Regions from separate parts of the Homo sapiens genome. Here region 2 is linked to region 1. A link is an interaction called in ENCODE POLR2A ChIA-PET data of the cell type or tissue named here. Cell type or tissue: GM12878. All regions are shown on one strand.

Region 1 (2,500 bases):
AATGGAAAGCCACAGAATTTCTTATCATTTTGGAACCATGGTCCATAATAAGAGAAAAAGAAAAATCTGGGTTTTTTTCTTGCAGTTTTTTCATTCATTTGTTCTTCCACACTCGTTCATTTATTCAGGCAGGATGTATTTGCTGATCATCTACGTGAGAACTTGTGCCAAGAGCTGCATGGAAGTATCAGTTTTATACTGGTTGAATCTAGAAGGGGTTTTTAAAGAGGGTTCCATCCCTCAGGGGGTCAGGGATCCTCAGAAATTATAGACAAACCTTTGTATGGGGAGGAGGGGATTTGGTCATTGTTACCGGGAGAAAATTTGCCGCTTTTCATGAGCTTCTCAAAGAGGCCTGTGGACTCATTCTGGGCACTGATTAGGAAACCTGTTCTCACTCAATTGTGCTTCAGTTTTTTTCTCACCAAGTGGCCTGAGACTGCCTACTTAATAGGGTATTGGGTGGCAATAGTTGAAATGCTGTTAGAAGATTTTTAGTCCTGACTATCCCAATTCCTATTGTTAAAGAAGAAAACAAACAAAAACCCATGAGGACAAAGGAGAAAATCCACAAGAATCATTCAGAAAATTCTGTTGGCATGGCTCATAGCTTGGAGGCACTTTCTTTATTCTGAGTAGTTAAAAATCCAGAGTGTGCCTCAGGAAACCTGGGCTTCAATTTTAGCAGAGCCACTAATATTACAGAAGCCACATATCTTCTCTGCACTGCAGATTTCTTCTTTTGTAAGACAATAGATGATGAAGATGATGGACAATGATGTTAAACATTTACTGAGCTCTTACTACTCATCAGGCACCACTCACTTAACATTTATAACAGCCCCATAAGGGAAGGACTCTGCGTCATTCCTGTTAGAGAGATGGGGAACAAAAGCCCCAAGAGAGGGTTCCAGCTAATGCAGTGGGAGGTAGCAGCTCTGCATCCAAACCCAGGTCTAAGGACACAGAAACACGTGCTAAATGACCACTCACAGTGCTTTTTGGGTCTGTTCTCTGTTGAAGCTTTATGGGAATTATTATTGTCATTATTATTGAAATTAGTCACAGCCTAACCCCGCTCTTATCAGAAATATTTTGAAAAATGCCATTTGCTTGCTTGCTTTCTGCTTTCAGGGACCGGAACACCCGAATCCTGGGAAGAGTTTCAGCGCCCGAGGCTTCCCACGACACTGTTACCTTCCGGACAGCGAGAAAGGGAGAAAAGTAAGACCGGAAGTTTCCACATAGAACTAGGTTTTAGAATAGATCGGGCAGTTTACTTCTATGTCAAGGCCTAAAGTTTTGCTTCTTACAATGCACAGACCAAAGAGAACTGTGTCTCTTTTAAGTCTAGATGCACACAGTAACAAGGTCAAATTTGAGTCAACCATAGGTGGGGTGGCTACGATTAGAATTAGGTGGGTGGGAGTGGACATTTAGTTTGTGTATTAGCCTGTTCTCACGCTGCTAATAAAGACATAAATGAAACTGGGTAATTTATGAAGGAAAGAGGTTTAATTGACTCTCAGTTCCACGTGGCTGGGAAGTCCCCACAATCATGGCAGAAGATGAAAGGCAACTCTTATATGGTGGCAGTCAAGAAAGAATGAGAGCCAAGTGAAAGGGGAAACCCCTTATAAAACCATCAGATCTTGTGACACTTATTCACTACCATGAGAACAGTATAGGGGAAACTGCCCCCATGATTCAGTTATCTCCCACTGGGTCCCTCCCACAGCATGTGGGAATTATGGGAACTACAATTCAAGATGAGGTTTGGGTGGGGACACAGCCAAACCATGTCAGTTTGTTTCCTCTCTCGGGTATTAGTGGCAATAATTCATCTATTTTAAGATCCTGTGTCTAGAGCCCTGCTGCTTAAACGCTGGTCCTGGGACCAGCGCCAGTGGCACCACATAGGAGCTTGATAGAAATGCAGAACCAGAAGCCACTTCATCTTAACGAGATGCGTAGCTGATCTGACAACACATTGAAGCTGGAGAAACACTGGTCTGGGATAGGGATCTTAATATGTAGATTATTTTCTTTGTATGTACTTTCATATTATTTGACTTTTTCCCAAAAGGGCAGAGAAAACAATCATTGGGTTTCTGGATTCCTAGTGATTCATGATTAGGCTTCAGTGGTTCTATGAACTCTAAAATTAGAATAAAAAATTTATGTTTGTATTTCTATGGATGAGGCCAGAAAATCATTGGATTTTCAAAATCTTTCCCGATCTCAAAAGGAGTAGGAACCATTGATCTAAAGGGAGTATTGGGGGGAATATTAGACAAGATATATTTTAGTGAGCTTTCTCTCCAAATTTCCGCTGCTTACTTCAACAAGTATTTATTCGTCATGCACTTTGCTTGTCAGCAGCTATGGCTATGCTGTTGCTGTGGGTCAGTGTCTTAGTCTGTTCTGGCTGCTGTAACACAGTGCCATAGACGGGGTGCCTTATAAACAATAGACACTTATGTCTCACAATTCTGGAACC
Region 2 (2,500 bases), 1.5 Mb after region 1:
ATGGAATTTTCTCAACCTAAATATGGGCGTTTATTAAAAATTTATAGTTAACATAATACTTGATAAAGAGACACTGAATCATTTTCTTCTTAAGATAAGAAACAAGATATCTTGTCACTTACATTCAACATTGTATTGTAGGTTCTATCCAGGAAAATCAGGCAATAAAAAATAAAGAATTTAGTTTAATCAAGGAAAAATTAAAACTAACACTCTTTACAAATGACATTATCTGATCTCGTATAAAATGCTAAAAAAATCCATAAAAATCTAGTCGAACTAATAAATAAGTTTAACAAAATGGCAGAATACATGGCCAATATACAGAAACCAACTGTATTTTTGTATACAAAAACACAGTTACAGTAACATCAAAAGGAATAAATATACATATACTTCACATTCAGGAATAAATTTTTAAAAAGAAGTGCGAGACTTGTCTACCACAAACTCTAAAACATTATTGAAAGAAATTTAAGAAGATACAAACAAATGAAAAGACATCCCATGTTCATTGATAAAAGACAATATTTGAAGACAATATTATGATGGTAATACTCCCCAACCAATTTAACACAACCCCTGTTAAATTACAGCTGGCATTTTTCAGAAATTGACAAGCTTATCCTAACATTCATATGAACATGGAAAAGACCCAAAATAGTCAAACCAATATTAAAAAAGAAAAACAAAGTAGGAGGTGTTAGGTTTTGAAGGGAAGGTAAGGGTTAAAGAAAGACACACACACACACACACACACACACACACACACACACACACACATATAAAAAGGGCACCTCAGCAGCAAATGCAGGCTTTACATCCAGCATAAAACCTACAGAAGTGGGGAACCAGTGTAATGCCAGAGCCCACCGCTGCTTATAGCCTGGGGGTACTTATAGGTATGGGTGGGAGGGGTCTAGGCAGTACGGCTTGCTACCCAGCAGGATATTGATAAGATGTTCCCATGATGAGGTGGTTCTGGCCCTTGGTTTGGCAGAATGTCATTATGGTGTTCCTTGGACCTTTGCCCAGCAAGATATAATAGGGATGTTTCTTTAGTTGGGCCTTTGTCTGCCTTGTGGTCATGTGGTTAGGCAGAATGTTTCTCACGGCCCGAACTCCTGTGAAATGTTTCACTTTGACCAAGGTCTGCAAAATAGCAGAGAATTTACAAAATGGTGCAGTTTGGACTAACAGGAAGGCTCGCACTTCCTAGTTTCAAAAGTTACTAAAAAATTACAGTAATCAAGAAATTGTGGTGTAGCAGGATGAGCCGTGGACAAAACTCCACAGACACTGAGAAAGTGAAGGAAGTAGCTTTAATCAGCTGGAAGCATCGGCAGACTAGCGTCTTAAAATCCAAGCTTGTTGAGTGCACAATTTCTGTCCCTTTTTTTTTTTTAGCGCTCACAATACTAAAGGTTTCGCATGAAAGGGTTGTGATTGATTGAGCAGTCTAGGGTGGTACCGGACAGGGGCTGCAGCTACATGCACCAGTAATCAGAGTGAAACAGAACAGAATGGAAAATTTGTTGTATGTCCTTCCACACAATGTCTGGAATCTATGGATAACATCAGTTGCTAAGTCATGGGTTGAATTTTAACCATCAGGCTAAGGTCAGGCAGGCCCAGGCCTGGTTTTGGGTCTGGTTTTGGGTCTGGTGCCTGGCGCCAGGCTGCCTGCCTTTGGTTTCGCTTCCTTGTTTCTTCTTAAAACAGGTACTGAGTATAAAACAGTATAGAACAATATGGGGGGGTCTCTTTCTTTCTTCTCTCAGTGATACTGCCATAATGATAGACATAAAAATCAGTAGAATAGGATCAAAAACCCAAAAATAAGTTCATACGTAGCTACTTGATTTTTGACTAGCATGACAAGACAATTCAATGGAGAAATAGTGGTCTCTTCAACAAATGGTGCCAGGACAACTGGATATCTGCATACAAAAGAATGAAGTTAGACCACTACCTCACAGAATATACACAAATTAACTAAAAATGCATAGACCTAGATTTAAGAGCTAACATTACAAAACTCTTAGAAGAAAATACAGGCATAATTATTTCTGGCCTGAATTAGTTAATGGTATATTAGCTATCACACCAAAAGCATATTTAACAAAAGAAAAATCATAGATAAATTGACCAAGGGAAGAAAACTACAGACCAACATGTCTGATGACTACGGATACAAAAATCTTCAAAAAAAAAACTAGCAAACCAAATCTAGCAACATATAAATATGATTATACAACAGGGTCAAGTGAGATTTATTACAGGAATTCAAAGTTAGTTTAACATACCAAAATCAATCAATGCAATATATTTCATTAAAATAATAAAGGGCAAAAACATGCTCACTAAACAAAGTGATGAAAGGAAATAGATTGTAATGGCTGATGATTTTATCTCCTTACTTATCTATCTTCCCTAAATCCTTTCAAAATAGATAATTAATTCCAAAAACAAAAATCTGTAGTTTGGTGTCAACCTAAAA

The links. ChIA-PET counts read pairs that join two places held together with the same protein. Peaks named below come from ENCODE experiments on the same cell type or tissue, not always from the same donor. Only the 100,000 strongest peaks of a DNase experiment are listed, where the experiment ranks them.
Region 2: POLR2A ChIA-PET joins it to region 1 with 5 read pairs; 1 of 35 experiments calls an interaction of 5 or more read pairs at or near these places.

The regions. Positions count from the first base shown.
Region 1 is chr11:59,198,550-59,201,049 of GRCh38, forward strand. It overlaps DTX4 (deltex E3 ubiquitin ligase 4), which reads left to right. Exons shown (of 9, transcript NM_015177.2): 8 at 1,135-1,224. Among named protein-coding and RNA genes, the nearest start is that of MPEG1, 13 kb to the right of the region's middle. RefSeq lists an enhancer at 1,800-2,500. In GM12878, a CTCF peak has its summit at 1,899; DNase peaks (open chromatin) are centred at 1,492 and 1,862; H3K27ac peaks cover 2,410 bases.
Region 2 is chr11:60,682,999-60,685,498 of GRCh38, forward strand. All of the region lies in intron 6 of LINC00301 (long intergenic non-protein coding RNA 301), which reads left to right. All of the region lies in intron 2 of LOC105369321 (a long non-coding RNA gene), which reads right to left. Among named protein-coding and RNA genes, the nearest start is that of MS4A8, 15 kb to the right of the region's middle. RefSeq lists an enhancer at 1,000-1,049. In GM12878, no CTCF peak of the experiment used is centred here; DNase peaks (open chromatin) are centred at 1,143 and 1,393; H3K4me3 peaks cover 795 bases; H3K27ac peaks cover 1,454 bases.